Regions from separate parts of the Homo sapiens genome. Here region 2 is linked to region 1. Evidence: chromatin loops called from intact Hi-C (ENCODE). Cell type or tissue: mammary epithelial cell. All regions are shown on one strand. Each heading gives the region's core, and the rest is flanking DNA. Links, peaks and the distances in the headings are about the cores only.

What was found. Peaks named below come from ENCODE experiments on the same cell type or tissue, not always from the same donor. Only the 100,000 strongest peaks of a DNase experiment are listed, where the experiment ranks them.
Region 2: a loop joins it to region 1, with 4 times the contacts of the local background. A loop is called at or near these places in 1 of 110 quality-filtered maps.

Annotation. Positions count from the first base shown.
Region 1 is chr1:243,562,855-243,573,354 of GRCh38, reverse strand. AKT3 (AKT serine/threonine kinase 3) reads left to right here. Exons shown (of 14, transcript NM_005465.7): 9 at 307-429; 10 at 9,507-9,635. Among named protein-coding and RNA genes, the nearest start is that of MIR4677, 220 kb to the right of the region's middle. In mammary epithelial cell, for the core only: no CTCF peak of the experiment used is centred there; a DNase peak (open chromatin) is centred at 4,414.
Region 2 is chr1:243,617,915-243,628,414 of GRCh38, reverse strand. The region is part of intron 6 of AKT3 (AKT serine/threonine kinase 3); the gene reads left to right. It also overlaps the pseudogene FABP7P1. Among named protein-coding and RNA genes, the nearest start is that of AKT3-IT1, 170 kb to the left of the region's middle. RefSeq lists a silencer at 6,114-6,408. In mammary epithelial cell, for the core only: no CTCF peak of the experiment used is centred there; a DNase peak (open chromatin) is centred at 4,394.

The DNA.
Region 1 (10,500 bases), core at 3,050-5,549:
TGAGGGGGAAACTGCAATCTGATGATGCATACCTTTTTCCTCTGGTAACTGAAGGTTAAATGGGTAGCAAGCAGAATGCCTTAAACAAGATTGGTATATTGATTAAAACGCTGATTTAACAGCTCGCAGTTTCCCCTTGGAAACCTGGAAAAGATAAGCCAGCTGCTGTCTAAGAGTGCTCAGTGTCCACTGAGAGTACACTATCTATCATCACAATATGGTGATGAGAGGTGTTTTATGTTTGTGTTAATTTCCCCCACTAAATCAGTAATTATTACAATCCTGTCCCTGCTGTTTACCCTGCAGCTGTTTTTCCATTTGTCGAGAGAGCGGGTGTTCTCTGAGGACCGCACACGTTTCTATGGTGCAGAAATTGTCTCTGCCTTGGACTATCTACATTCCGGAAAGATTGTGTACCGTGATCTCAAGGTAAAAAAAAAAAAAAAGTAATCAAAATTTGTTTTTGCAGAGACTATAGGGACAAACATAAAGTAATTACAAAGTTATACAGTTTTGAGAAAAGCAGATTTAGTTGGGAAAAAAGCACTATGTTTAAAAATTTAGTTCACTACATTTGAAGGAAATTTTATTCACTAACATGTATGTAGTTGATTTATGTGTGAGTTTTTGATTTGCAAAGCAATTTCTGCCCGACTGCTTGGATCAAATAAAAATGTTAAACGTGATTAAGTCAAATAAATTCACAAGTTACACTTAAAACAAGTTTTATTATGTTTACAGAAATGTTTTATGAAGAAACATAGTAAGACTATTGGAAGGAACATATTCATTTTGATTTTAGCATTAACTTTGGGTGGTTTTAAATACCTGAAGCATTTTAATATAATAACCATTTATTAATGTGCCTCGTGTTTTATTTATGAAAGCACTCTATTTTTTCTGTTGGTAATAGTGTTTTGACTGCTGTAAGTTCCATTATGATGAGACCCTTAGGGTAGCTCAGGATTGGCAAACTTTCTATAAAGGGCAGATAAAATAATTTAGGCTTTGCTGTTCGTGTATAGTCTCTTTTGTAAACTACTCAACTCCATCATTGTAGGGTAAAAGCAGCCTCAGATAGTATGTAAATGAATATGTTTGGCTATGTTCCAGTAAACAAAATAGGCGATGGGCTCAATTTAGTCCACAGGTTGTCATTTGTTGATCCCTGGAGTAACTCATACAAGGTAATAGTAATTCTCATGACAGTGTTATGAATTAGGTTGGCGACATTAAAGGAATTTGTACCACGACACATTTTGAATAAATTCTAGATGTTAGTCTTTCTTTTGTAAGAAGCAAATTGTGTATAAAATTTGACACAGAATTGCCTTATTGATCAAATACTATTTCATGTAACGTAATGATTGGTAGAAACAGAAGTTACATGAGGCTTTTATGAAATTCTGTTTTGTTTGAAATGAGGTATATAGAAGCTATAAGATGTTGTATGTAGGAAGAACTGAACTATGTACCTATAAAACATCTAGATCAGAGATGACCAACTGTCTAAGTGCCAAAATGGGCTAAAGATTAATACAAATTAATAGTTTGATTGTATTTAGCCTGAATCTTTTTATAACTAGGAATGTGGCAGAATTCAGCATTCATGTATCTGCATGGCCAGATAATCCTATACTGTCTAAATGTCTTAAATATCAATTTCTTTAAAGGAATTAGTTATGTGGCATGACAAAATGTGTTAACTTTCCAAATATACTTAGAAGTAGTTAGCTCTGCTCTTCCTGAGTCCACTTCTCGTATTCCCACTACATGTTTTATGAATCCTATTTGTAGGGGTGAAAAGGGGAAGGATAGAAGCATGGAGGCTTAGATTTAAGGAAATTATAACAATTTTGAAGTAATAGGTAACATCCAGAAAGCTTAAATTCAAAAGATTGAATTATTAGCCTAAAGACTGCTAAAGAAAAGAATGTTCATTTGATTGCAGTATTGATTATGGTCTTGGTCAGTATTTCTTCTTTAATCATTTCTCATCAAATGAATCAACATATTGAGGGTATGTGTGTGTGTGTTTTCAGATGGAGTCTCGCTCTGTCGCCAGGCTGGAGTGCAGTGGTGCCATCTTGGCTCACTGCAACCTCCAACTCCCTGGTTCTGGCGATTCTCCTGCCTCAGCCTCCTGAGTAGCTGGGATTACAGGCATGTGCCACCACGCCCAGCTAATTTTTGTATTTTTAGTAGAGACAGGGTTTCACGGAGTTGGCCAGGATAGTCTCGATCTCCTGACCTCGTGACCGCCTGCCTCGACCTTCCAAAATGCTGGGATTACAGGCATGAGCCACCATGCCCAGCCAACATATTGGTATATTGAAGCTCATTAAATGAGTTCCACTGCCCCATTCTTTCTGATGATGGAATTAGACTAAATTTGTCAAACTGCAATATAAAGTACCTACTTTATATATGAATATCAGTCAATTAGTTACCACGTGCACAGTTCACCAAGTTTACTAGACAATTAAGTGGTCTCTGCTCCCTGAGTTTATTTCTTAAAAAATATAGCCTTAACTTAAAGACCTAAGTATATAGTTAGCATAGGACAGAAACTGTAAAGGTACACCTAGAAAAATCCATGTAACATAAGAAATCAAACATCCAAAACTTACACACATGTTATTTGTATCCACAGTAACAGGATTATTTATAATACAATGACATATTTTAGGTAAGATCACAGAAATTTTGAGCTGGTCTTTAATTTATAGGTGATCTCCTTCAAACCTAGAAGCCTAGTAAATGACTTACTAAAAGTAATGACCTAAGTTGATAGCAGTCAGGGTTTTTGGAACTCATGAATCCTAGCTCCTTATTGAATGTTCTTGTCACTATATCATTCTGACTTCTAGAGTTGAAATGAAATTATAGAGGGGGGATGCATTGGATTAACTTTGGGAAATCTTTGTAAGCCTAAACTTCAAATTAAACTGCAGAAGGTAAGAGAATGAGTGTTTCAAATATATTTATACCAGATGTATTAAAGAACATTATCATGAACTGATTTAGGTACCCACTTTGATCAGTCTCAGATTTGTCTCTGTTCTCATTACTAATAACCTTGACTTTGTTCAAATGCAAATCCAATTGCTATGCCTACAGTAGCAGCACTTCTCAAGTAAATCCATACCCGTTTGCCGCTGTCTCATTCACATTGGAGGCAGAGCCTTCTTTTATGTGCAGGTTAACTTAAGATATTTTTATCAGTTCCTGTTTCCTAATAAATTAGTGTTTATAGCAACAGAAAAATTGTTGAAGCCTTTGTTGTACTTTAGAAAGTAAGTTCATTTAATTTGTCAATACACATCATGTAATGAAGTTTTATTTTTATTAAGGACCCAAATTCCTTGTGATTACTTAAGGAAAACTGCTGTTGCTTCATGATTGCCCAAAATTTCGAAGAAATCTCTTCAAAGACTTCTTCAGTAGTCCAAATTATATGTTAAAATCTTCTTTTCTGCTTAGCTCTTATTTTACAAATACAACCAATGACCATGGCCATCTAAGCACAGCGTAGGCTGAACAGGGACATTTGCAAAGGTGAATATAACTATATTGGAAATCATTAAGAATTAATTTCTTGCTAGTTTATGGGAGAAAATAATACATAAGTTGTTGCTATTTCCTATTTGTAGAACACCTAATCTTGTTTTCCACCTAATGTGAGAATAGTTAACCATTTACAGTATTAATATGAGAAAGCACCAAATAAATTTAGGTACTTTCTAACACTCAGTAATGGCACGAAGGGGTGGCTTCAGAGAGTTTTATCATAGCCCTCCTCGTCCTCATCAGCTCCCTAATGTTCACTTCAAATAAATGCAGTTTGGGTGGGGAAAGCATGCTTGCTTTGCTTGCTGAGCTTCAAGACACTTTCCCCAGCTCCCACTTCTAACTAGATGGTCACTGGATTTCCCCCTATATAGAAATCTTAAGCCACTGCTCTTCATTCCTTCCACTTCTAAAATAAAATTGTACTGGTATTGGACTATGTACCTTATTCGTAATAAATTTGTAAATAGCCTGGCAACCTATTTGGGGTCTGTTTACATGATGAGTCCTTTTCTGGATTCAGAGGTTGAAGTGAAGAAACGTTTTTCTTTTGGAATTTCAGCATTCCATGGTCATTCAGTTTCTGCAGGTTAGCTTGTGACATTTTGGCACTGGATGCCCGTAAACTTAAACTTGCAATGTGCAGAGTAGGAATTCCTTACTACCTTCTTGGGCCTGAGTGAGTCTTGGTGCCTAAAACTGAGTTTGATGTATGTGGGCTAAAATGTGGTGTAAGAGTGAGTAACAGGAATTGTTTATTTCTATTGCTGCAGTAGTCATCGGAGCCCTTAGGAACTGCTATTTTCATTCCTTTGTTTAATCACAATGTCAGTCGTTTAATTAAAATGATACCATATATATGGTGTTTTTAAACTTTCAAATATTTAGTCTGGCCTACATTCAAGCCTAGCTTCTCAGACTGGGTGCTACAAACAGGTTACAACCATGCCTCGGCCTGCAAAGTGTTCAGAGAAGCTTCCAGGCCAGTGAGTTCTGGCTTCAAGCATCTTGTCCAGTTAACCTGGTATGCCCCACAACTTTAAATTGTTATTTTACTGTGAAATGTAAAAGGTTGGGAAGCATTGTATTAAAGACAGCTAGGATTTTTAAAGTTTAATTTTATGCTAGCCATCAGCAAGAACAGGAGGAAACATAGTAATTTTTGTTACAATTTTGTGCCCACTAAGCACAGGAAAAAAGATTTAAAAATCTACCATTTCTTCATATACACACTGAATCAAGACCCTCTGTCAAGTAATGCCTGTCCACTTCAACTGGGCAAAAAATGTTACCCTTTTTTTTGGTGGAAATTCTATGATGTATTATGTCTAGTGTTTTTTTTTTTCTCTCTCCTCAAAAGCATGACCTTTTAGATAACAACCCTCTGATAGAAATAGTAAGCATTACTTAGATTTTTAATATACAATCTTGTTTCTTATGACTTCATATTTGACTTCATCACTACTTTTGTTAGTGGATGCATCCATTAAGCATAAGCATGCTGCCCTACTCTCCATCTTGGAAACTGAGATTGGCTGTGAATATTAAACAGATGCATGTAAAGTTTCATAAATTTAGAGTACCTAAGCAGTCAGTGACAATATGCATTACATATTGTCTGGCTAACAAAGGGAAGAAGGAAAGTGATCTAGAAGAGAAGACTAAAGAAAGATCATTTGTAAATATTTTTCTTCCTCCTTTACGCAGTAGAAAGATTCCTAAAAATGTATGACTACTGTAAATAATGTAAATACTACTTACATTATGTTAGTGTTAAATGAACCAAGACAGTGATTTCCAGATGTTACTGATATATCTAGGCCATTGATATGCTTTGGAAAGACTTACAGGTGTTTCTGTGCATTCTGCAGGTTTACGAATCACCCTACTAATGGTCCTTGTATTTTACAGAAACTCTGTTAATGCATCCTGAGTAAAATTATCATGTATTGTATAACAGAACTGTACATTTTATTATCTCCTGATTTATCTTTATACAAGATTAGATTTGGGGATATTATTTTTTAAGCTAATATTTTGGTGGACAAGTTTTAGTCATTCATGCTCAGCAAAACAACGTTTTAGGATGGTGAGAGAAGACAAAGTAATTGATAGAAGAATGTGGACACTACTTCAAAATAACTGGGAAATTATGAGGCTGGGCACAGTAGCTCAAACTTGTAATCCCAGCACTTTGGGAGGCAGAGGTGGGAGGACTGTTTGAACTCAGGAGTTCGGGACCAGCCTGGGCAACATGGCAAAATACCATCTCTTAAAAAAAAAAAAAAAAAAAAAAAGGAAGAAACAAACAAAAACTAGCAGGGCGTGGTAGTGGTGTGCGCCTGTGTACTTAGGAGGCTGAGGTGGGAGGATCAGTTGAGCCTGGGAGGTTGAGGCTGCAGTGAGCTGTGATTGTGCCACTGTACTCCAGCCTAGGCAACAGAGCGAGACCCTGTCTCAAAAATAAGAAAATTATAAAATATTTGTGTTTTGTTTTTTTGAGACAGGATTTCACTCTGTCACCCAGGCTGGAGTGCAGTGGCACCATCTCTGCATATTACAACCTCCCCACACACCTCGGGCTCAAGTAACTCTCCCGCTTCAGCCTCCAGAGTAGCTGGCACCACAAGCGCATACCACCACGCACAGCTAATCTTTTGTATTATTGGTAGAGACAGGGTTTCACCATGTTGCCCAGGCTGGTCTTGAACTCCTGAGCTCAAGCGATCTGCCTGCCTCAGCCTCTCAAATTGTTGGGATTACAGGCATGAGCCACTGTGCCTAGCCTGTGTTTTGTTACTTAAAATAAATTATTGCATATTGAAAAGTATTTTTAATGCAGTCATTGAGCCAACAGAAATGTTTTATGGGGTTCCACTCTTGAACTTTGTTCTTTTCTTTAAAATACAGTGTTTTTTAGAAGAGCCCACATCATGACAATTTACAAATAAGCCATTAAACTCTTCATGTTTTAAGAAAAGATGAGTTCATTTATTCAATTCTTATGGTATGTTAAGTTTGCATTTAGCATCTCATTTCTCAAAACTGTCACATTGGATTGTTACTGTTATTTACTTTTGTTTTATAGATGAAATTGAAGCACGTAGAAATTAATAATATGCCCAAGGTCACACAGTGAATAAGGGATAAAGCTCAAATTTTAATATGAACCCTCTGACTTGAACCCATAGTCTTATCCATTTTGCTCTCTACTGCCTCCCAGGCAGTATGCTACCAGTCCCCATGGCCATGACCCTTACCCCATCTCTCTCAGTCATCCCTTAGGCTTATCTTATTTCTTACTATATCATTGTAATTTTTTTAAAAGCTAATTTATAAAACAAGTAGGGTAACCAGCTGTCTTGGTTTGCCCAGGACTGCCCAGTTGTAGCACTACACGTCCTGCATTCTTTGAAACCCCTCAGTTCTGGGCAAACTGGGAGTTGGTCACCCTCAGCCTATTCCTTACCCAAACCTATCCTTGCATCTCATTTCATTCTTCTTCTCACAACCATGATCTGAGGCTCAGAGATGAGATACGAGGTTACAGAATTAGATGCAAGTCAGAATTTTACACACACGTACACACACACGGAGCTAGGTATTAAAAAGCAGTGTTTATACATTTTGGTTTTTCTGTATCCAGCCACTTCAAAAATAGCTTTGTCAAAACGTGGAGAAATAGTGCATCCTGTCTGTCATGTTTCCATGAAGACTTTCCCATGCATACAAAGCATGTGAGGAGTATTGGCACATTACACACCAAACTAGATGGGAATGGAATGGTGTAAAAAGTACATTCACATTTTGTTCAATATTTTGTATTATTTGGAACTTTTATAAGAATTGTTAATGTATTATATTAGTAAAAGAGTATTCACTAAAGATCTTCAGCATTTTATATATTTATAAAGCATATTTTTAAAAATTAATAAAAGGGCATATACATTTTTATTCAGTAAAACAACAGAAGCTTTAGTATATACTTAACGTTTCTCATTATGGCAAAGTGGGAGGGAGGAAGAAGAGAGGTTGTTTGAAAGAGGTGGAAAAAAGAGAGAAACCAGAGGCTGAGAAGAGACAGACCAAGGCAGAAAGAGAAAATAGGACAGTTGAAGACTCTTGATGTTTCTGATTGGTTTCAATATACAAGACTTATTGTCATTTGTGCAGATTGGGTTTGGTTTCTAGGTTCTGGCTGGTAGAGAAACAGGAATATACAAGATAACTGAGTTTGGATAAAATAAAAAATTTTAATTTGGTGGGGCATGGTGGCTCATGCCTGTAATCCCAGAACTTTGAGAGGCTGAGGTGGGTGGATTGCTTGAACCCAGCAGGTCAAGACCAACTTGGGCAGCAAAGTGAGACCTTGTCACTATAAAAAAATTAAGAAATTAGCCAGGCATGGTGGCACGTGCCCGTGTTCCCAGCCATTCAGGAGGCTGAGGTGGCTTGAGCTGCTGAGGCAGAGGTTGTGGTGAGCTGTGATTGCACCACTGCACTCCAGTTTGGGTGGCAGAGTGAGACTCTGTCTCAAAACAGAAATTTTTTTTTAAAGGTTCAGCAGTATATTTTATGTGTTCATTCAGCTTTCTGTAGAAAAAAATTGAAGCCAGACTTACCTCTGTGAGACATGCTATACATGAAATGTATATCAAGCATTTGGTTTAGTTAGATGGCACATTGAAGTACTATAAAAAAGGACTTTTGTCTGTTCTGAACTTTGCTTCAGTGAACACAACTTGCCTAACTGTATTTAGTGTCTGGTTTATAAGACATTTGACAATATGGCAGAGAGTATAATAACATATTTTATATGACTGATATGTTTATGTTCTAAAGTGGAGATCTGTTTTAAATTTGATATTAACTTCAGAGTCCAGGTACATTCTTTCAAATGTCATCACATTAAGGAGTAGAATAAGAATCTACTCCTCAAATAAAAGTTAACTATCATTTATCCTGTTAATATACTTTTCACATTTTGTATATTTTTTCAGTATGACAGAAGAAATACCTTTAGGTTGTGTCTACATGACTAGGCAAAGTTTTATGGGCCCTGAATACATAAGGCTGTATGATCATAACTCAGAACTCATCTGTATCTTTGTTTGATGATAATCATAATCTTAGGTTCAAATTAGCTCGAGGGGAACTGGCTGGTTACATTGTTATTTCTAATTGTGTTGGCTTTGCACAAATTCCTCCTCTCTTACATTTCATAATTTTCCGCTTGAGGCACATGATCCTGTTACTTGGTTAAATCTTTAAGATTTTCTTTGGTGTTTTGAATTAATGGGTTCAAAGAGGGTCCAACTTTATAACATTTATGCTATATATTTTTATTAACTGTTGAATGTTTGACTTTGATATTCTTTTTCTTTTTATATTTAAAAGGGTTGGTATTTCTTTATTACAAAGAACTGCAAAAGAGGATATCGCCTTACCTTACAAAATAAGATTTAGGTTTGATTTACAAGCACCACCAAAAAACATTTCTGTAAGTGAATATTTTATAATAGCAATAGATTCCCAGGAGAAATTGTTGAAACCATCTGTATATATCTAGAAGAAGATGCTCATCTCTTTGGGATTGTTTAGATCACATTTTCTTTTTTAAAAAAAGAGGATTGATGTTTGCTTTGAAAAGTTGATTAGGCTTTAATTTCAGAACTTACAAAATAATGGCTCTTAAAGCTATATCACTTATTCCCATCGGTTTAAAAATAGATAATTTTATCATCGTGAAGTATTTGATAAAACATGTTTCTTTTTACACGTGAAGCAACAGAGTTTGTAAGTACTGAGCGTTCTATTAGCTACAACTATGTCCTGTTTCCAAAATACCTTACTCAGCATTCAGTAGTTTTTTAAAATGGTATTTTCATGTTGTTGAAGACTATAGAACAAATTATGTCATTTTTCTTAATACACAGTTGGAGAATCTAATGCTGGACAAAGATGGCCACATAAAAATTACAGATTTTGGACTTTGCAAAGAAGGGATCACAGATGCAGCCACCATGAAGACATTCTGTGGCACTCCAGAATATCTGGCACCAGAGGTAGGCTTCGGTTCCATTAATAGGAAAGTAACATTGACATAATGATTTGCAAAGTAAACCATTTAAGCATTAAAAGTTAACTGTAGTATCTACTACTTTTATCTATATTTCAACCTGAATCAAAATTTTTTGGCTCTTAATTTGTTATAATGGGGTATTGTAGGATCAAGAATATACTGAAATTAAATTTTATAAACTATAAGCACAAAGGTACTAGCTATAGTCAGTTAAATCAATTTTTATTTCTTGGCCATATCCATTTTATCTTGGCTATACCCATTTTGATTCATTTATTAAAATAGAATAATTGATTTCAGCAAGAGTATTTATATTTATAAACCATCTTGGACTTTCCTTAGAAACAACAGTGGTTTTTAATTTATAGTATTGTGGGTTTATTTAAAATTATTTTATTGGGAAAATTATTGAAATGACAGTAGCTACATTTTGGAATTTATGTCAGAGGAAGCTCCAAACTGGTAACTTCCCTGTGCTAAGGGTTCCACAATAATTTATTAATTTGTTTATTCAACAAATATTTATTGTGTATCTGCTGTATATCAGGTACTTTTCTGGATGATGTGGTTACAGGCACAACACAGAAAAGGATCCTAGTCTCAGGGAACTTAACTTTCAGTGGAGGGAGACAGAATAAAAATAAATAAATAACATAATGTCTTAAGTTTCATAAACAAACAAACAAAAAAGCAAGATTAAATGTAAGGGTGTGGTGTGGCTGTTGTAGATGGTGTTCCAGTTACTAATGCTGTGTAACAAACCACCCTAATACTTAGCAGTGGAAAACAACCATTTTATATAAAATAATGGATTTTCTGAATCAGGAATGCAAATGGGCACAGCAAGG
Region 2 (10,500 bases), core at 3,261-5,760, 55 kb before region 1:
AGATGCGGGATTGCTTGAGCCTGGGAGGTCAAGGCTGCAGTGAGTTGTGATTGCCCCCACTGTATTCAGCCTGGTTGACACAAAGTGAGACCCTGTCTCAAAAAAAAAAAGGTTTTCTTCTATTGAATATGGTAAGTGTCTTCTTGCATTCCTCAGCACATTCCCGTTAAGCCATTTTCATTTTGTTATTGGTACTCGTTAGAGTGTTTCTCTGACATTACCCAAGACATGGATATTTTAGGTTTTAGGATTATGTTATGTCCTTCAGTCATAAAGACAGTTGCAGTTAATGCCCGGGAGCAAACCAATAATCGTCTCTCTAATGATGTGTTCTATACTTTCTTGTCTGGCCCATGGTCCCAGTGGTTACTGCTGGACAGCATTCATGGGCTTTTTGCCATAAGCTCCAGTCTGAGTTGCAGATACTTCTAAAATCATATCTGAGTGTATATCGTAAGGACCCAAAGGCATTAATTGAGCCACTGCAACTTAGATAATAGCCTGCTGTTGTTTAGGTTTCCATTCATATGTGTCCTTTCAGGTAGTTTTACGGATTGGATTTAGCACTAGTCCCCAGATACAGAATTTTTCTTCGCAAAACTCAAGCAAACCAGCTGCAGTGAATGCTGCTTGTTTACTTTCATGGTTATGTAATAAGAGCAATTTAATTTTAGTTGCCTGTAGAATGTTATGGGTGGTTCCTGCCCAGGTTATTCGTAAGAATTTCACAGTTTGGTTAGACCCTGGGGTATTTGCTGGATTTATCCTCCAGCCTGTGGTATTCCTGTGAGCCACCACTATTTTCAAGTTAGCCCTAGCTTGTTCTTAGGTTTCTGATACCGTCATAATGTCATCAGTGTAGTATATTATTGTATTCTGGACCTGTATCAAGTCAGAATCCCTTCGAAACAAATTATAATGGTAAGCTGATAAATGCAGATAAACCTGCAGCACTGCAGTAAGTATAAATTGGGATCATTCCCACTAGAAGGCAAAGTGCAGTTGTTTTTTTCCTGAGATTGGGACCAAGAAAAAAGTATTTTCAAGATCAATCAGTATGTCTCTCTCTCTTTTTTTTTTTTTAATTGAAACAGGGTCTCACTATGTTGTCCAGGCTAGTCTTACACTCCTGGACTCAAGTGATCCTCCTGCCTTGGCCTCCCAAAGTGCTGGGATTACAGGTGTGAGCCACTATGTCTGGCTGAGTATGTCTCTTTTAGATTGTTTTATTTTGAGAACTTCTGAAACCATGTCAGAGACTGCTGATGCTGTAGATGATACTATATTATTCAAGTCTTGATTATCTGCTGTGAGTTTTCATGAATAATTCACCTTTTTCATGCACGACACAGAACTTGTTGGTAACAGCACTCCAGTGTCGAACATGTCATTAATTCATGTGCTAAATCTCTTTTGGTCCACCATGATACTGTTTCAAATTAACAACCTATGTGAGCTGGGGAAGTTGCACAGATTCTCATTTAGCCTGTTCTGACTGAAGGGAAAACTAACAAGCTTTCTGCAGTATAGTAGCTGAAGTTTTCCCTGGTCAAACATCATATCCTTCCCCAAAACATATTCAGGTAATGTGGATGCAAGTACTTCCAAGATTCATTCAAACATACTAATTTTCATCCAAATTTTAATTTAATCCTATCAGCCATTTCATCCTCATATCCTGTCTTTCTAGTTATTGCCTCTGCTAGGATTTTACCAATAGGTTTTGGAATCAGAGGCACTGAATTCTATGTCAGGAACCCCTGGAAGGTTTCTTTTTTACCTTCTATTGTACCTACAGGTGTGCATATGGCCTTCAGTCCCTACTAGGAGATTAGTTAAAAGAAAGCCCTGGTTCTGTGTCAGTCCTCATCCTGATTAATTTGGTAGCCCATCACCTCTGATGATTTGAACTGAGGTTCTTCATTGTCATTTTTGCTTCCCAGCTTGGTGCATTCTTTGAAATTAGGGTGCATAGAGTGTTTGTTTAGGGCCCTTCAGTGTTGGGGGACTAAGAGGCGCTCCCATTGGTAAACCTAACTTCTGATAGTGCAGCATTAAGACCTTTGTGTTAACATCAGTGTCCATTTTATTCATCCCATCTCTTAGTAACCGTTTAAAACTTCATCCTGCTTGGGACTTCGTTGACTATCTGTTTTGTGTTACCCATTCACTTGTGATTCAGTCTTATTTTCTTAGCATCTGTAAGACCCATATTAAGAAGCTGAGACAACAAATCTGACACATTTCTTGGACCATTGATAGATTTTGCAGCAGTTATATCAGATGCCTGCCTAGCGGGGCCCCTTCAGTCACAGTATTTACCATGATTTAAAGGGCATATTAAGGATGAACAAACATCCTGATGACCATGAAGTTAATCCAGCATGGTTTGCATATGCAGCTTACCAGCTATGTCATCTATGGAGGAGTGCCACTTGGCATTTAAAGGAGGGGAAGGACCATTTCCCTTTTCAGGGTAAACAAATTTTACAGTGGCTTTTACCCAGTCCACCAGACTAGCTGTCCCTTTAGGAACAATCTATTGTGTGTTTGGATCATGTACAACAATCCATGATTGTTCAGTAATAAGGTTCCTGCATCAACCCCAAGCAGACTTCTTCATTCTGCAACATTCAGAATCAAAGATACTGCTCCCAAGTTAGTCACTCTCACAATCTATTTTCTTAAATGTTTTTCAGGAACCCGATGAATACCAGTTCACAAGGCAAGATAACTCCTTCACACATAACCCCTGCTTCCAGTACTGTCTTGGTTTTGTCACCCACCATTTGGACAATGTTCCTGGTGGTCAAAGGCCATAGATATACTGTCTGTTTTTTTCAGCATAATTTTCCATTGGGTTTATCCTGGAGGCTAACAGCCATAGCTCAAGCTAACCAAAATCCAAGCTTTTTGAGCATCAGGATTTCCTTAACACTCTCTCTTACTTTCATTTTAGCTGTTTTAAAATACAGCAGACTGGGCCAGGCGCAGTGGCTCACATTGGTAATCCCAGTACGTTGGGAGGCCAAGTCGGGCAGATCACTTGAGGCCAGGAGTTTGAGACCAGCCTGACCAACATGGTGAAACCCTGTCTCCACTAAAAATACAGAAAATTAGCTTGGCTTGGTGGCATGCGTCTGTAATCCCAGCTACTTGAGGGGCTGAGGCAGGAGAATCACTGGAACCCAGGAGGCAGAGGTTGCAGTGATCTGAGATCATGCCACTGTACTCCAGCCTGGGAGACACAGCGAGACTCCCTCTCAAAAAAAAAAAAAAAAAAAAAAAAACACAAACTGCAGTGGCAATAAGACCAGCAGCTCCTCACTTCTGTCTCTAAAGTGGGGAAAGGGCAAGGGTGGAGGAGGCTTTCTGTAATACCTGGAAGCTGACCGACAGAACTTTGATGAGTACATGAAGGCTCTAGGGATGGGCTTTGTCACTAGGCAGGTGGGAAATGTGGACAAACCAAGAGTGATTATCAGTCAAGAAGAAGACAAAAGGTGGTGATCAGGATTCAAAGTATGTTCAAGAACACAGAGGTTAGTTTCCATCTGGGAGAAGAGTTTGATGAAACCACTACAGATGACAGAAACTGCAAGTTTGTTGTTAGTCTGGACAGAGACAAACTCATTCACATACAGAAATGGGATGACAAAGAAACATATTTTATAAGAGAAATTAAGTATGGTGAAATGGTTATGACTTACTTTTGGTGATGATGTGGTTGCCGTTCACCACTATAAGAAGGCATAAAAATGTTCATGATTTGGAGCTGGAAGAGCTCTTTAGTTTTCCTCTTTACTCAAGTCTCAGTGCTATCCTGCTGTTACAGTATGGTTGATTAAATGGTTATTCTTGGTGTGGAGGTGGAAAATGGTGATTTAAGAGTTTGTTATTCCAAGCAGTTAGCCTAATTTTAACCTGGAAGTTTATCATGTTTTATAATTAAATTTTTGTCTTAAAAAAAGTGGATACATTTTATAATTTCCTTTGAAATGCAAATCAAATTGGAATAAAAATCTTACATGTGGGGAAAAAAGTACACGTTACCAGTGGATTGTGTATTTAGCTTGTTTCTCATCATTTTGCATTTCTTTATGTATCCAGTGATCTAAGTCCTTGAGATTTTGGTCTGTCATTTCTAAATTCCATTGACAACTTCTATATGTAGTAACAGCACAGTACAGCTGCCGTCTCATGCCATTGGTGACTGTATACCCATTTAGGCATCAGAGTTTGTCATTGTCTGCCCTGTCATTCTTCCTTTTTTGAAACAATGTTTTTGCCATGCTTTAATGAGTCCTACTTATGATGGCAACTGTGTCAGCTGTCCCTAAGACCACTCTCAGGCTCAGTGAGTCATGACTCACAAGACTCAGAAAAGACTCATGGTTATTGTTTATGATAGTGAAAAGTACAGATTAAAATCAGCAAAGGGAAAACCACATAGAGCAAAATCCTGGAGAAACCAAGTGCAAGCTTTAAGGTATCTTCTTCCAGTGGAGTCACATGGATGATGTGGTGAAATCAAGGATCTCCAGAGAGACAGACACAATCGGATACATATACATATATGAGAGAGAATTCACTGGGAAATTGGCTCATGTGATTATGGAGGTTGAAAATTCCCAAGACAGGCCATCTGGAAGCTGGAGACCTTGGGATGCTGGTAACGTATCTCCGTCCAAGTTCCCTGGGAAGCTGATGGTGTAATTCTTAGTCTGAGGCTAAGGGCCAGGAACCTGGGTTTTGGTGGGAAACTAGGGAGTTGCTGGTATAAAGCCTGGAGTCCAAATGTCAGAGAGCCTAGAGTTCTGATGTCCAAGGACAGGAGAAGAGGAGTGTCCCCATTCCAGGAGAGTGCCTTTTCTTTGCTTTTTTGGGTCCTATTTGGGCTCTTAGTTGATTGGATGGTGTCTGCTCACATTGTGGGTGAATATTTCTCACTCAGTCCATCAATTCACATTCCAGTCTCCTCTGGAAACACAGAAACAGCTATTAGTAATGCTTTACCAGTTCTCTAGGTATTCCTTAATCCAGTCAAGTTGACACATAAGTGCATCTGTGATGGTTAATTTTAATTCTCCCAGTAGTGAAGTGTTGTCAACTAAAGAAGCTTACCTGAGCCTTGGTGTCCAGGGTTTTTATTGGAAGTCAGTCACATAGGCAAGCAGTACCTTCATGACTGCCCTGAGATGCTCAGATTCCAACCTCTCAGAGCAAAATCAGGCACGAAGTATTAATCATGCATCCTGTTGTTTGCATAAACTATCTAGTCAAACTGGTACCATGTGGCCCAAGATCTCCAGCATACAAAAATACTCTGACCAGGCAGAATATTTCAGAGGCTCAGAATTCATTTCCCAGGAGTTGGCCAACGGCGCCAGTTCTGAAGACTGACTTTTTTGGGAATGTGTAGAGTTTGGGCAACCCAGGCCTGATGTGTTACCCTTTTTCTGCACGTAAGTCCATTAAAATAACCCAATGCGTTTGCTTGATTACTGGCATCTCTTTTTCCTTGGACTCTTAAGTTCTTACTGGTGGATCTTAACTGAAATCTCTTAACGTGATCAGCCAGTTACTTTGTTCTCTTCTTTCATATTCTTTTGAACCTCTGTATTAAACATTGCATCAACGATTGTGGTTTATTGTAGGAAGCAGATAATGGTTTGATCTGCTATACCTTCATCAACTGTCATTGTTCTATTGGGAGTATGATTTCAGTGATTTATGTTCTAGAGTTATTTCATGTAGTTCGTGTAGCTTCTATTCTTCAGCAGCATGCACCAAGGTTATTCGTTATTTACTAGTTCATTCACTCATTATTTCAATAAATATATGTCGAACACCTAATTATTTGCTAGGTACTGCTCTAGGCACTGGGACCATTTGAACGAATAAAACTGACAAACTCCTCTCCTTTGGGAAATTTTATTCAAGTCAGCAATTAGAGAATAAATAATACACATAATAAATAAACCATAGAGTATGTAATAAACTAATCCATACTTACAGAGAAAAGTGGAGTAGGGAAATAAGGAATAATGATGGTAGCGATTTTGGGGACTTAATGCAGTTTTAAATAGCATGACTATGGAAGGCCTCACTGAAAGGTGAAATTTCAGCAAGCATTTGAAGGAGATCAGGAAGCAAGTCCTTTAGATATTTTGAAGGAAGAATGTTCCAGCAAGGGGAAATAGCAATTGAGAAGGCCCTGAGGAGGGAGCTTACTTAGCACATTCTAACACATTCTTTGAATAGCTAGGAGTCTAGCATGGTGTGGAACAAGAATGGTGTAGGATGTTTGTAAGGATATTGGCTTTTACTGTGAATGAAGTGGGAAGCCTTTGGAAATTTTTATGCCGTGTAGTTACACAGTCTAGTTTTCAGTATCACTTTGGCTGCAGTGTTGACAATAGACTGTGGATTGGAAGCAGATAGTTTGCTAATTGCAGCAGTAATCTAGATAATTGATGATAGTGGCTTGTACTAGGGTAGTAGCAATGGAGGTAGTGATGATAATGAGACCTTGGGTGTATTTTGATGAAGAACCAACAGGATTGCTTGACAGATTGAATGTAGAGTATGAGTGGGAAAAAAAAGGAGTTGGAGATCATTGTTAAGATGTTTGGTCTAAGCAACTGAAAGCATGGTATTGCCATTCACTACATTGAAGTTGACTGCAGGAGAAACTTTTCAAGGGGAGATTTGGAATTAGGTTTTAGATATGTCAAATTTGCTATTTTTGTTAGATACTCCAGTTTATGTCACTGATTATACATCCATGCCAAATAGGCATTTTTTAAGTTTAGGAAAGAAGTCTAGATTTGAGGTATAAATTTGGAAGTCTGTCAGCATATATCCTGTATTAGAGCCATAGTCTGAATGAGTTTACCAAAGGAAGAGTGTACCCAGTGAAGAGAATTCTGAGGACTGAGTCCTGGAGATGCTTACAGAATAAGGGTTTCAGAGCAAAGGAAGCAGCAAATGAGACTGCGGAAAGACAACCACTGAAGAGGAGGAAGATGAAGAGATTAGGATGTCCTGGGACCCAAAAGAAGAACACGTTTTCAGGAGGAAGGAGTGATCAAATGTGTTAAATGTTACGTTTATGGCTTCTCTTCTGAGTAGGAAGTAAGATCGCATTTTGAAAGTGTGAACGAGTGAGGCTGAGATAAAGAGAGACAAATAAATGAAAAGCTCCTGTGCTTGGAAGTCAGCACAGACCTGGGTTCTAGTCTTAGCTTAGTAGCTTGACTAGGTAAGGGTTAGTGTGTACATTTAAGTATACCTACCAGGCAAGGAAGAAGGCCTGGGAAAGATTTGAAACAACCATCCTGAGAAATTGAAGAGTGACCTAAGTAGCGATGGATGAAAGAGGCCTCAGAAGATTCAGCTGAGTTTTTAGGGAGATTCCAATGGTGTTAGTCAATATGTTTGTGTAAATTTATCTTTAGATGTGAAATATAGAGTTAAGAGGGTAGAGATGAACTTGTCCCAATACCGCGTATGAGAGAGGCAGAAGAAAGACTGGAGTCCAAAGTGATTATATCATGATGGAAGTCAAAGGAGTTCATTTGGCCTTCATCTAAGGAATATTTGGAACTGGAGCATCAAGAACAAAGTATCAAACACAATACTCGAGAAAGGCGCAATAATGTTTGTAGTTAACAGAGAACAACGGTGCTTTCATCTCCATCAAGGTGAGAAATCTTCAAAAAAAGGAATAGAAATCAAGGAACAGAAGACAGTCTGACAGCTGGAGAATGGAAGAAGTATTAGAAGTCATTATCTGGGCCAGTGCTCAAGTTTTCAAGAAACAAAAGTTAGAACCCAAAATTTAGAGCTTGATAAGTGTGACATGTCTCCTCTGGCAGGAAAAAAAAAAGTATACATTGCTAACATATGGCTTGTTGAGACAGTGGAAAAGTAAATAATAATCACTGGTAATCATTGTTTAATTTGTAAAAGTGTGTCATATCACTACTCATCAGGGAAATGCAAATCAAAACCACAATGTGATATCATCTGTATTAGTTCATTCTCACACTGGTATAAAGAACTGCCCAAGATTGGGTAATTTATAAAGAAAAGAGGTTTAATTGACTCACAGTTCTGCATGGCTGGGGAGGCTTCAGGAAACTTACAGTCATGATGGAAGGGGGAAGAGGCATGTCTTGTGTGGTATCAGGCGAAGAAAGGGCGAGTGTGTGAAGAGGAACTGTCAGACACTTATAAAACCATCAGAGCTCCTAAGAATTCACTCACTATCACAAGAACAGCGTGGGGGACACTGCCCCCTGATCCCAGTCACCTCCCAGCAGGTCTCTCCCTCGACATGTAGGGATTATGGGGATTACAATTCAAGATGAGACTTGGGTGGATACCTAACCATATCATCATCTCACCCCAGTTACAATGACTTTTATCAAAAAAACAAAAAAATCACAGATGCTAAAGGGAACTCTCCTATGCTGTTGGTGGGAATGTAAATCAGTATAACCACTATAGAAAACCATATGAAAGTTCCTCAAAAACTAAAAATAGAACTACCATATATATATCCAAAACAAAGGAAATCATCATATCGGGGAGACATCTACACCCTTAGGTTTATTGCAGCACTATTCACAACAGCCAAAATATGTAATCAACCTAAGTGCCCATCAATGAATGAAAGGATAAATGCGATATATGTACAGAGTGGAATATTACTTAGCCATAAAAAGAATGAAATCACGTTATCTGCAGCAACATTGATGGAAATGGAACCCATTATGTTAAGTGAAATAAGCCAGGCACAGAAAGACAAATATTGCACATTTTTGTTCTTATGTGGGAGCTAAAAAACGGGATTGCATCAAGATAGACAGTAGATTGGTTGTTCCTAGAGGCTGGGAATGGTAGGGGGATGGGGAGATGGAGTTGATTAATAGGTACAGAAGTACAGTTGTAATAAGACCTAGTGTTAGATAGTTCAGTAGGGCGACTATAGTTAACAACCACCTACTGTGTATTTTAAAATAGCTGGAAGAGAAGAATTTGAATGTCTCCAGCATAAAGAAAAGTTAAAGGTTGGAGGTGATGAATATCCCCATTACCCTAATTTGGTCATTACACATATGGAATGTGTCAAAACAACACATGTACCCCGAAAATGTATACAACTATTATGTATCGAAAAAACATGTGCCAAAGTAACATTTCTCTACCCTCTTCCCGTTTCTCCCACCTGATTCGTGTCTTCCTCTAGGTCTCATTTATAGCTCTGGGTGGATGGAGGAAATGGTTTAGACGGAATGTGTCTTGATTTCAACTAGACTTGTGGTCAATTTGGAGAAAATAATGTGAGCAGAGTACCTAGTGAAGTAGATAGTAGGTTGTTTGAAGATGGGAGGCAGTTTTGTGAAGTAGAAATGACCTTTACTATTGAACTTAGATGTGGGATCAGTTGGTGCAGGGATTAAAGGAGATGACACTCATGGTGTTCTTGATCATTAAGGGTAGAAATTTTCTTTTTCTCCTCTTGTTTGCCCTCTCCTACACCTCATTCCCTCAAATAACCTAATTACCACAAAACATCGAGAGGGTCAAATGAAAGGAGAACTTTAGATCGTGTGTAATAGAGGGTGAATGATAAATTGGAGAGGATTGGGAAAATAAAATATTAAAAAGACTATTCTTCTGCCTGAAGAAATAAAATCCCATTCCCCCTAATTCTTCTATGAAAGAAATTAGATTTAAAAGTTCATTATTTACTATTTTACCATGGATAAATATATGTAAATTTGTATTTCAAAAGCTTTTCCATGAAAAAAATACATTGTATCCCCAAGCATTTCTAGAACTCTTCATAATTATGATCAACAGATGGATTTTTTAAAAGGCATCACATTGTTTTAGTCACTGTTTTACTACTGTTATTTTTAACTTTTTGTTTTGACATGTTGCTTTTAACTGTAATTAAAAATTATTAGCATCTGTGTTTACTTTTTAGCTTGCGCATACCTTATCTTCATAGCAGAAACTAATTAGTATGTGAAATACAGTACCATTAAATATGCATTAATGGGAAGAAATTCTAATCTGATCAGCTGTAAAATATGTTAGAAAATACATTTTGGTATGTACATGGTGTTCATTCCAGTTCCATTCTCATAACAAATACTGTTTTTGCTTTTGCCTCCATACGTCTTTACTTGGTTCCTTGGATGTGGTCAGATTACAAATTTAGGGGGTAGAAAAGTCTTCCCTCATGAAAGTTACTAAGTGATTTAGAAAAATAACTATTATGCGTGATAAGCCTGTTTTAACAAAATAGAATGTAATACCCCACTGAAAATATTCAAAGCACTAGAATATCTTTTCTATTTCTAAATAAATTTCATACATACTTTTCTCTAGTCTTTTCCTAATTTCTTGACCCAGATCACTTAACATCTTAAACCACAACAGGTAGATGTTATCTTCTGTGAATTTCTTTCTGAACTGCCTATT